Linked DNA regions of Homo sapiens: region 1 is linked to region 2. A link is a contact called in ENCODE Hi-C or POLR2A ChIA-PET data. All regions are on one chromosome and are shown on one strand. The core of a region is the stretch at or near the end of the contact, and the rest is flanking DNA. Distances in the headings are between cores, read along the strand shown. Region 1 overlaps SPPL3 (signal peptide peptidase like 3). Region 2 holds the start of HNF1A-AS1 (HNF1A antisense RNA 1).

Evidence for each region. A loop is a pair of places that touch in the nucleus more often than their neighbours do. ChIA-PET counts read pairs that join two places held with the same protein, here RNA polymerase II (POLR2A). Pooled maps may share reads with other maps.
Region 1: a map of B cell shows a loop between it and region 2 (2.5-fold over the local background). The contact joins the enhancer-like site here to the promoter of HNF1A-AS1 in region 2. A Hi-C loop is called at or near these places in 3 of 168 maps with a recorded cell type or tissue (B cell, CD8-positive, alpha-beta T cell and PC-9), 16 of 37 single-sample maps with no recorded cell type and 14 of 50 pooled maps. POLR2A ChIA-PET finds 5 or more read pairs at or near these places in 5 of 52 experiments (CD4-positive, alpha-beta T cell, GM12878, PC-9 and 2 more).

What each region holds. Positions count from the first base shown.
Region 1 is chr12:120,779,491-120,784,997 of GRCh38, forward strand. It overlaps SPPL3 (signal peptide peptidase like 3), which reads right to left. Exons shown (of 11, transcript NM_139015.5): 4 at 4,984-5,103; 5 at 4,184-4,262; 6 at 3,165-3,277. Among named protein-coding and RNA genes, the nearest start is that of ACADS, 56 kb to the left of the region's middle. RefSeq lists an enhancer at 3,552-4,751. Within about 2 kb of position 3,926, at least 6 of the 41 ENCODE cell types and tissues checked have a DNase peak (open chromatin) inside an H3K27ac peak, as active enhancers do; they include PC-9, where a contact is called at or near this core.
Region 2 is chr12:120,969,381-120,975,523 of GRCh38, forward strand. HNF1A-AS1 (HNF1A antisense RNA 1) reads right to left here and starts at 2,912. Exons shown (of 1, transcript NR_024345.1): 1 at 458-2,912. RefSeq lists an enhancer at 3,505-4,032.

The sequences.
Region 1 (5,507 bases), core at 2,676-5,175, 190 kb before region 2:
GGAATTACAAGTAGTATAAAATTGACTGTCTTTATATTTTAACCTTCTTCTCTTTGGAACCACCAAAAGAAAGGAAAAGGTGATAGTTCACAACCCCTTTTAAAGAATTTTACTTTGTGGGGCAGAGCAGTTAGATAAAAATTTTTTGAGATTACAAAAGTGAACTGTGGAAATGTAAGGACTGCATATAAAGGAAGTGAAGGCCAGCTGCGGTGGGCTCACGCCTGTAATCCCAGCACCTTGGGAGGCTGAGGCGGGTGGATCACCTGAGGTCAGGAGTTCAAGACCAGCCTGGCCAACGTGGCGAAACCTTGTCTCTACTAAAAATACAAAAAAAAAAAAAAAAAAAAAAAAAAAATTAGCAAGGTGTGGTGGTGGGCACCTGTAATCCCAGTTACTCAGGAGGCTGAGGCAGGAGAATCACTTGAACCTAGGAGGCGGAGGTTGCAGTGAGCTGAGATCGTGCCACTGCACTCCAGCCTGGGCAACAGAGTGAGACTCCATCTCAAAAAAAAAAAAAGAAGTGGAAACAGAATGATACGGTTTAAAAGAAAAGTTTAAAAACATCTCAAGGGGCTGGGCCTCGTGGCTCAGTACATGCTTGTAATCCCAGTGCTTTGTAGAGATGCAGTCTCACTATGTTGCCCAGGCTGGTCTTGAACTCCTCGCCTCAAGCAATCCTCCCATCCTGGCCTCTCAAAGTGCTGGGAGCCAATGCACTGGCCCCATCCCAGCACTTTGGGAGGACTGCTTGAGGCCAGGAGTTCAAGACCAGCCTGGGTAACATAGTGAGACCCATCTCTATAAAATAATAATAAAAAAAATTGTCTGGGTATGGTGGCTTGTGTCTGTGTACTTGAGAGGCAGAGGTGGGAGGACTGCTTGAGTTCAAGAGTTGGGTAAGCACTGATCATGCCACTGCACTCCAGCCTGAGCAACAGAGTAAGGCCCTGTCTCCAAACAAAACAAAAAAAGCTGGGGGAGGCCAGGCACAGTGGCTCATGCCTGTGCACTTTGGGAGGCCGAGGCGGGAGGATCGCCTGGGTCCAGGAGTTCAAGACCAGCCTGGGCAACATGAAGACACCCTGTCTCTATTTAAAAAAAAAAAAAAAAAAAGCTGGGCGTGGTGGCTCACGCCTGTAATCCCAGAACTTTGGGAGGCTGAGGCGGGTGGATCACCTGAGGTCAGGGGTTCGAGACTAGCCTGACCAACATGGTGAAACCCCGTCTCTACTAAAAAATACAAAAATTAAAAAAAAAAACAAAACAAAAATTAGCTGGGCATGGTGGCGTGTGCCCACAATCCCAGCTACTTGGGAGGCTGAGGCAGAATAGTTGGAATCCGGGAGACGAAGGCTGCAGCGAGCCAAGATCACACCATTGCACTCCAGCCTGGGCAACAAAAGCGAAACTCCCTCCCCCAAAAAAAGGTTTTAAGGGAAAAACCAGGAAAATTATGGGTGATTTTCAGAAACAGCCTCCAAGATGCTTTGGTGGTAAGTATGAATTCTATATAAGGGGTCTGTGGCTGGGATGAGCTAGTTCTCTGAACCTTTGTTTACTCTTTTGAAAATGGAAACAAACAGCAGTACCTACTTCAAAGAGTTGTTCTGAGGATTAAAAGAGATGATCCATGTAAAGCACCTAGCAGACTGCCTAATCAATAAAAAGCACTCCATTCATCCTAGGTATTATTGTCATTATTACTTCATCCTTATCATCAATGAAGAGAAATTCTCATATGCTACAGGTTGGAGTATAAACTACTATAGCCTATCTGAAAGGCAATATAATAATAGGTATAGATTTTTTTAATGCAAGAATTCTGTTCTAGGAATTTCATGTCTAGGTATTCATCCTTAATACTCTGGAGTTATTAAAAAGGATATGATATACTTTTATGTAATGATATAGACATGTATTTATATCATTAAAGTGTATGATGTATATCACGTACATAATGCAGGTTATATATAACATGTTATATTACATATACTACATATATAATATAGAGCATAATATGATGCATTATATTACAGTCTAATCCCATCTCCTTATTGTTACGTTTTTTTTTTTTTTTTTTTTTTTTTTTTTTTTTTTTGAGACGGAGTCTTGCTCTGTTGCCCAGGCCGGAGTGCAGTGGCTCGATCTTGGCTCACTGCAAGCTCCGCCTCCCGGGTTCACACCTCCGGAGTTCTCCTGCCTCAGCCTCCCGAGTAGCTGGGACTACAGGTGCCTACCACCACTCCCAGCTAATTTTTTGTATTTTTAGTAGAGACGGGGTCTCACCATTTTAGCCATTTTAGCCAGGATGGTCTTGATCTCCTGACCTTGTGATCCGCCTGCCTCAGCCTCCCATTACAGGCATGAACCACAATGCCCAGCCCTTATTGTTACTTTTTAAAGAGACAGGGTCTCACTCTGTTGCTGAGGCTGGAGTGCAGTAGCATGATCATAGCTCTCTGTAATCTTGAACTCCTGGGCTCAAGGGATCCTCCCGCCTCAGCCTCCCAAGTAGCTGGGACTGCAGGTGTACCATGCCCAGATGATTTTTATTTTTGTAGAAATGGGATCTTGCTATGTTGTCCAGACTGGTCTTGAACTCTTGGTCTCAAGTGATCCTCCTGCCTCAGCCTCCCAATGTGCTGGGATTACAGGCATGAGCCATTGTGCGAAGCTTCCATTTATATAAAAAAGCATAGTCTGCACAAAAACTTGTACATTAATATTCAAAGAAGCATCATTCATAATAGCCTAAAAAGTGGAAACAACCGGTAAACGAATAAATAAAATTAGTGTATCCATACAATGGAACAGTATTCAGCCATAAAAAGGAAGTGCTGATACAGGTTACAACACAGATGAACCTTGAAAACATGCTAAGTGAAACAAGTCAGACACAAAAGGCCACATAATGTATGATTCCATTTATGGAAAATGTCCAGAATGGAGAAATCCATAGAAACAGAAAGTAGAGACTAGTGGATACCTGGGGCTGGGGAGGTGGGTAAGGGGAATGACCGCTCATTTGTTTTGGCGGGGGTGGGTGTGAAAATGCTCTAAAAGTTTATTGTAGTGATGGTTGTACAGCTCTGTGAATATCCTAAAGTATCTATAAAACTCTATAAAGTAAAATTACAATTTGTCACAAATTAGTCACTCACCATCCATGAGAAGCCAATGGCCAGTGAGAACCCAGATGAGGACGAGCATGACAGACAGAGAGAATGACAGCAACTCAGCAGCAGTGAAACGTCCACAGCAACCAAAGGAAATCCTGGAAAACACACAACACTTATTGGACAGTGGGCACACTTTATTCAGTAACCAAATTCTCCTTTGGTATTTCGTGATGGCTGGATTAGAATAGCAGATAATACCAAGATAGCTGGAAATCCAAAATACCCAATCCTTTTTTGGAGAAACCTATGGAAAGCTCACAGGAATATACTTCTGCACCAACTGATAATGTCTTTTTGGGACCAATTATCAACATGGGCATTTAGAAGTTTGAAGTGATAATATTAACCTCTGGAAAAGCTAATAAGTATGGAGGAAATTCTATTCTTATGAGGAAAACAAAATGAAGAAATGCCAACAATTCAACTCATTTACCAAAGATGGTATCACTCTATTTAGAAGATTGTAAATCTTTTGGTTATCACTAATTCCTGCGAGCATCAGCTGCCACCAATGACTGGTTTCCTAAGTGCGTTCAGCATCTCCATTAGCACAGAATTTTGTTTCCGTGCAGCAATGACTTTCAGAGTTAAGGTGTGAACACTAGGATTAAACGCAAGTAGGTAGCATATCTAGGCCACCGAAGACCAAAGGCAAAGAAGAACGTTTGAGTTCAACCACTATTCTCATATTTCATCAACTCACAGTAAAGGAATGAAAGCACCGTTTCAAAAGAAAACTGCTCATCTTTCAATGATCTAAGTAGGAAGCACATTACAATGACTCAGACTTCCTAAGTTTTGTTTGTATTTCCTCTGACATGAGAAGGTACAAAAGGAAGTACTAGCTTCTGGCTTTAAAGATCAAATGTGTCACTTCCTGGTCTTTTGGCATTTCTGTGCTCCAGCCAATAACAGAAATTGAGAATCCTAATAATGCTATCAAATATGACAGAAAAATATATACAAGTTTATAATTTAAGAGGAAAGTCCCAAGTCCTTACTTGTTCTGAGGTGAGCAGGGTCTTGTTAAATACTGGCACATCGGGAGGAGAAGAAAAGCAAAAGCTATCGTTGCAAGAACTAGAGAAAGAAAAGGTATAATTTTTTAAAACAATTATAAGAAAAATGGCATGACTTATAGAAACTTCATTCCGCCAAACACTAGACAAGTGGATACGGTTAATTGACTAGAGAAGAAAAATGTCTTCCTTTAATACTGCACAAAAAATCTCTTCATTATTAAAAAAAAGTACCTGATTTGAAGTAGGGGAAAGCATAGGTAAGTTTCCTAAAAGATAAACAGCAGGCCAGGGGATGACCTCCTAACAAGTCTTGTAGCATTTTGCCGATTTTTTTTTACATTTCCATCAATACTTAGCTTGAAAACACATCAAAGAGCTGACAGTCCAATCACTTTGATTAGCTATCCATGTTTCTACCTGCAAGAACGTGGGTAGAGGCTGACAATGGCCTCTATGCCAAGCTCAACCTTCTGGTAATCTAGAAAAAGCGCCACAGCCAAAGCACAGCAATACTGCTCTGGTGTCATAGAATTCCTGCACTTTGACGTCTCCAGCCTTTCTTTCAGATTGTGTGGGCAGGTCTCAACAGATGACGTGGATCAAGAGGTTCAAGGAGGAGTTGGGGAAGGGTGGCGTGGTTGAGACGGAGAAGGCGAAGCCAAGATTTATAAGGAAAAACTTACATGACATGGTATATAAATCTTAATTTTTGAACAATGATAAAGGTGAAAAATTTTCCTTTTAGTATGTTAAGACTAGACAGAGAAACTCATATTTACCTGCTGTACATATTGTAAAAACTACTTGAACTGAGTCAAAGAAGAAGAACATTACTAAAAGAGAGACAGATGCTCCAATTGGAAGGAACAGAGCCTGGGTAGAGTCAATTGTTTGGATGCCTGAAAGAGAAAAACAGACAGATTAATAACTTATTATGCACCAGGCACTGTGCCTATGCACTTCATATACATTAACTTGCAAAAATGCAGACAGTTCTACGGATTATACGTAGGACATGGATTATCCAGGCCCTATGAGTCTTTCTTTCCCAACGAGATTATGAGCTCCTTGTTCTCTTCATGGTGCCTTTCATTACAGCAGACACTCAGGAATATTTGTTGAAGTGAACTACTACCTCCTGGTGTTAACCATCTGGATGACAGGATCCAAACCACCACCGAGAACATTAAGAGGTAGTAAAAACCCAGATTAGTCCATTTGGGTAAATTTGTGGTCTTGAATATAGGTTTGGTAAAAGAGGTGGTTTAAACCCATTGACTAAAAGGACTTCTCATCACCTGTG
Region 2 (6,143 bases), core at 1,662-4,161:
AGTGTGAAACAAGAACAAGTGTGAATGCCTCATTTCCATGTCTGAATGACTGCTTGCTATTTATGGCAAGGGATACTCTTTTTCTTTTTCTTTTTTTGAGACAGAGTCTCACTCCGTCACCCAGGCTGAAGTGCAGTGGCACGATCTCGGCTCGCAGCAACCTCCGCCTCCTGGATTCAGGTGATTTTTGTTCCTCAGCCACCCGAGTAGTTGGGATTACAGGCACGTGCCACTATGCCTGGCTAATTTTTGTATTTTTAGTAGAGACGGGGTCTCACCATGTTGGCCCTAGCCTCAAGTGGTCTTGAACCCCTAGCCTCAAGTGATCCTCCTGCCTGGCCTCCCAAATTGCTGGGATTACAGGTGTGAGCCACTGTGCCTGGCCGGGATACTGTTTTTTTGAGTATTAAAATTATATAAAGCTTTTCTTTTCTTTTTCTTTTTTTTTTTTTTTTTTGAGACGGAGTTTCGTTCTTGTTCCCCAGGCTGGAGTACAATGGGGCGATCTCGACTCACTGCAACCCCCGCCTCCTGGGTTCAAGCAATTCTCCTGCCACAGCCTCCCGAGTAGCTAGGATTACAGGCATGCGCCACCACGCCCAGCTAATTTTGTATTTTTAGTAGAGACGGAGTTTCTCCATGTTGGTCAGGCTGGTCTCGAACTCCCGACCTCAGGTGATCTGCCCACCTCGGCCTCCCAAAGTGCTGGGATTACAGGCATGAGCCACCGCTCCCGGCCAAAACTTTTCTTTTTAAAATAAGTTTAGTTTTAAAAAAGTGAGTTGACAGGAGCAAAACTGCTAAGTAAATAATGCAAAAGGCAGTGGTGCTCAAATATGGGAAAATAATATGCAGGTGATACCAGAGTCTTGCCTTTGGGAAATGCAGACCCAGGTCCTTTTGTCTTTAGAGCTCACCGGCAATGCGAGGTGTTTCAGGTAGAAGGAACAGCATCAATGGGGTGTTGGCTAGTGTTTAACAGCTGGCTCTCTGAAAAAGCAAAATAAAACACACACACACCAAATCTGATGGTCTGTTTCCATGATGTGAGTACCTCCAGCTGGGCCGAACTGACATCACTGAACACAGTGGAAAGTGATGACTGCAGTTGTCTCTCCTGGGAGCTTCAACACAGTACAGGCTGACAAAAGTGGGCAGGGGGTAAGGGCAGGTGGTGGGAGTGGCCTCTACGCCAGAGAAGGGAATGGAGAGGTCAGGCTGGCTAGAGAGTGGGGTTGAGTCGTCCATGCCCTTGAATGCCAGGATGAGGGCTAAAGAGTCAAATGGAATGGGTGACTTCATATGCAGAAGTTTTTACAAGAGAAGAGAACTCAGTTTGGCCAAGAGAAGTGGGGTCGTCATGTTGGTAATCACGTAACAGTGATCGTTCAGTCATGCGGAATGCTTTCAAGGTGTTGGACACTGTTCATTTTTTATTTTTAGTTTTTGAGGCAGGGTCTCACTCTGTCGCCCAGGCTGGAGTGCAGTGGTGCAATCTTGGCTCACTGCAACCTCTGTCTCCTGGGTTCAAGCGATTCTTCTGCCTCAGCCTCCCTAGTAGCTCGGATTACAGTTGTTTGCCACCACGCCCGGCTAATTTTTGTATTTTTAGTAGAAATGAGGTTTCGCCATGTTGGCCAGACTGGTCTCGAACTCCTGACCTCAAATGATCCACCTGCCTCGGCCTCCCAAAGTGCTGGGATTGCAGGTGTGATCCACCACACCTGGCCGCTTGCAGGGTGTTGGACACTGTGGATATCACCTCATTCATTCTCCTAACAACCCAAGAGAAGAGGAACTGAGGCAAAGAGAAGTTAAGCAAGTTGCCCAAGGCCATACGGCTAGTAAACGGCAGAACGAGGCTCAAACCCAGGCACTCTGGCTCTAGAGTGTGTGTTCCTAACCACTGTGCTCTAGCACCTCGGAACCTTAGTCTCTTCATCTGCAAAATCAGCACTGAGGTGACAAGGCCAACGAGCAGAGGGTTGGAGTTACCCAGAACAACAACAACAACAAAAGTAATAGTAACACATATTTGGTCAAGGCTTAGATTCTGGCGTCATGGGGATCTGGGTTCAAATCCTAATTCTGCCTTAGCCGATTAGGGTCCCTATCCTCTTAAAGCCTTGGTTTCCTTATCTGTAAAATGGGGATATCATGAAGCTGTTAGATGTTAAATGAGAAAATGAATGAGAAAATTGCATGTACTGTCCATAAAGTTGAAAAGATAATAGGGGTGGGAAGGAGAACAGTCCGAGTTTGAATGCAGGTGGGCCCTGGGGCATTGTCTGGACTGAAGGACAAGGGTCAGTTGAATTGCCAAAGAGCTCTGAGACTGGCTGAAGGGACACTCGTCTTGTGCTAGCTGCTAAGACCAAGGGGAAGCCTGTGCCTCGCCCGAATTTTAGTCTTGCAAACAGCTGCTCACCCAGTAGGAGAGAATTGTGATAAAACTCATAGCCACCATTTCTTGAATATCTACTATGCCCCGGGACACAGCAGACTATTTTAGAGAATTTGCGAAGGAAACACAGTGACATCTGTTGGACACCTTGCAAACTACCAGCTCAGGATAGTTAAATTTGAATGTTAGATGGAGGGAACTTCCTTTCCACAATGACATGATTTTGTAAAGCTGAGTGTATGGCAGTTGTCATGATTAAAAGCAAGTGCCATGCAGAAGTTATTGTGTAACAGGAAATGAGATTAGATAGCGTCCAATCTAATCTCAAGGTTTGAGTAGCTGTGGACAGCCCAACAGGCACAGGCCTCCCGTTAGTACATCCATACGAGAAGTTAAGAATGAGTGAAAATAGTTTTTTTTTTTTTAATTTATGTGCATTATTTTTTTCAAGCAGCTACCTTGTTAGGACATACTTAATAGTTATCTTGGCCTACCTACTGCACTTACTAAACAACTGTTCACTTTTTAATTTTTAATTTTCAGATTTTTTTGAGACGGATTGTTACTCTATCGCCCAGGCTGGAGTGCAGTGGCGTGATCTCTGCTCACTGCAACCTCCGCCTCCCGGGTTCAAGCTATTCTCCTGCCTCAGCCTCCTGAGTATCTGGGACTACAGGTGTGCGCCACCACATCCAGCTAATTTTTGTATTTTTAGTAGAGATGGGGTTTTACCATGTTGGCCAGGCTGATCTGGAACTCCTGACCTCAGGTGATCCACCTGCCTCGGTCTCCCAAAGCGCTGGGATTACAGGTATGAGCTACCATGTCCGGCTGTTCCTTTTTTTTTTTTTCTTTTTCTTTTTTTTTTGAGACGGAGTTTCTCTCTGTCACCCAGGCTGGAGTGCAGTGTCATGATCTCAGCTCACTGCAACCTCTGCCTTCTGGGTTCAAGTGATTCTCCTGCCTCAGCCTTCCGACTAGCTGGGATTATAGGTGCCCACTGACAAGCCTGGCTAATTTTTGTATTTTTAGTAGAGACGGGTTTTCACCATGTTGGCCAGGCTGGTCTCGAACTCCTGACCTCAAGTGATCCACCCACTTCGGTCTCCCAAAGTGCTGGGATGACAGGCATGAGCCACTGCGCCCAGCCACTGTTCGCTTTTTTTCTCAGTGGTTCTCTAGTCCATTGCCTTAACCACTCACCATGACTACAGCTCTTATTTGCAGTGACTCTCAAGAATGCAAATGCAAATGCCATTCCTGACCTCGAGTTAATTCAGCTTTGTCCCCTGAGCATGGGGGAAAGGCAGGCTGGGGGCTGGAACTTTCTGCTTGTGTACCTATCTCTTTAGACTCTGGAGGCTCCTCCCCAATCTCTGTCATTCCCTCTCCAACCAAATCCACCTGCCGTCCCAGACTCAAATGCTCAGCCACCTAACTGCCTGAGGACCCAGCAGTTAATGAGTTTACATGCTGGGGGCAGGAGTCAGGGCCAACACTCCTTGGTTCCTCTGGCTCCCTGGAAAGGGAAAGTCACCAAGAGGCAGCTGCAGGCAGCAAAGAGAATAAGCAGGAGAACCTCAAAGCCACAAAGGGACAGCACACAGCATCTTCCCTGTTTAGCCTGGACTTGAGAATGCTGTCCCCAGCAGTAAGCTGCTCAACCTCAAAGCAACTTGCACGGGGGTTTACAAAAAAATGCACTTGGCCGGGCACGGTGGCTCACGCCTATAATCCCAACAGTTTGGGAGGCCGAGGTGGGTGGATCTTTTGAGGCCAGGAGTTTGAGACCAGCCTGGCAAACATGGTGAAACCCTGTCTCTACCAAAAATACAAAAATTAGCCAGGCATGGTGGTGTGTGCCTGTAGTCCCAGCTACTCAGGAGGCTAAGGTAGGAGGATTGCTCGAACCCAGGAGGCAGAGGTTACAGTGAGCTGAGATCGCACCACTGTACTCCAGCCTGGGTGACAAAGTGAGGCTCTGTCTCAAAAATAAAAATAAAACATAAATGCACTGGAGGAAAGAGGGTACCACTCTCCTTAAGGCGGGGGCTGCCAACTTGTCCTGCACAGCCCGTCCGCCTGCCTCAGGTGGACTTAAAGCCCAGCTCTGAGGGACTCTGAGCAGTCATTTAACCTCTCTGAGCCTCTCTTTCCTCCCCTGCAGAAGGGGGATTATAACAGTTCCTAATTCATGAGTTGTTCTTGGAGTGAAATACATTACTGGCCAGGTGAGATGGCTCATGCCTGTAATCCCAACACTTTGGGAGGCTGAGGTGAGAGGATTGCTTGAGCCCAGGAGTTCGAGACCAGCCTGGGCAACAAAGCAAGACCCCCATCTCTAAGAAAAGTAAATAAATAGGCAGGGTGCAGTGGCTCACCCCTGTAATCCCAGCACCTTGGGAGGACGAGGTGGGCAGATGGCTTGGGCTCAGGAGTTTGAGACCAGCCTGGGCAATGTGGCAAACTCTTGTCTCTACTAAAAAATACAAAAATTAGCGAGGCATGGTGGCACACGCTTGTAGTCCCAGCTATTGGAGAGGCTGAGGTGGGAGGATCACGGGAGCCCCAGAAGCATAGGTTGCAGTTTGCCAAGATTGTGCCACTGCACTCCAGCTCGGGCGACAGAAGGAGACCCTGTCTCAAAAAACAAACAAAAAAGATAAATATATAAATGAAGCTGGGCATGATGGTGCGTACCTGTAGTTCCAGCTACTTGGGATGCTGAGGTGGGAGGATTGCTTGAAGCCAGGAGTTCTAGGCTGAAGTGAGCTATGATCATGCCAGCCTGGGTGACAGAGTAAGAATCTGGCTCTTAAAAAAATAAAAAGTAAAATGGAACAGGTGAAGTTATTTTCTTTAATTTTTAAAATAAAAAGTTATTTTTATAAATAAAATTTTAATTTAAACCAAATTATTTTAAACTAAATATAACATTATATTTGTATAATATATAAATAATATTTTAATTAAATCTAATTTAAAATTATTCTAAATGTTAACTTTTTTTTTTTTTTTTTTTTTTTGAGAGGGAGTCTCGCTCTGTCGCCCAGGCTGGAGTACAGTGGCGCGATCTCGGCTCACTGCAAGCTCCGCATCCTGGGTTCACGCCATTCTCCTGCCTCAGCCTCCTAAGTAGCTGGGACTACAGGCGCCCGCCACCACGCCAGGCTAATTTCTTGTATTTTTAGTAGAGACGGGGTTTCACCATGTTAGGCAGGATGGTCTCAATCTCCTGACCTTGTGATCCGCCCACCTCGGCCTCCCAAAGTGCTGAGATTACAGGCGTGAGCCACCGCGCCCGGCCTAAATGTTAACTTTTAAATTGTCTTTTTTTTTTTTTTTTTTTTTTTTGAGACAGTGTCTTGCTGTATCACCCAGGCCAGAGTGCAGTGGCATGATCTTGGTTCACTGCCACCTCCGCCTCCCAGGTTCAAGTGATTTTCCTGCCTCAGCCTCCTGAGGTTAATTTTTGTATTTTTATTACAGATGGGGTTTCACCATATTGGTCAGGGTGGTCTCGAACTCCTGACCTCAGGTGATCTACCCACCTTGGCCTCCCAAAAGTGCTGGGATTACAGGCGTTAGCCACCACGCCCGGCCAAAATTTTCTTAATTTAAAAATTTAACTCAATATATTTTTTAAAAATTATCATTTCAAGAAGTGACATTAGCCATCTTTCAAGTGCTTGGTAGCCACATGTGGCTGGTGGGTGAGGGCAGGGCCTGTTTTTTTTTT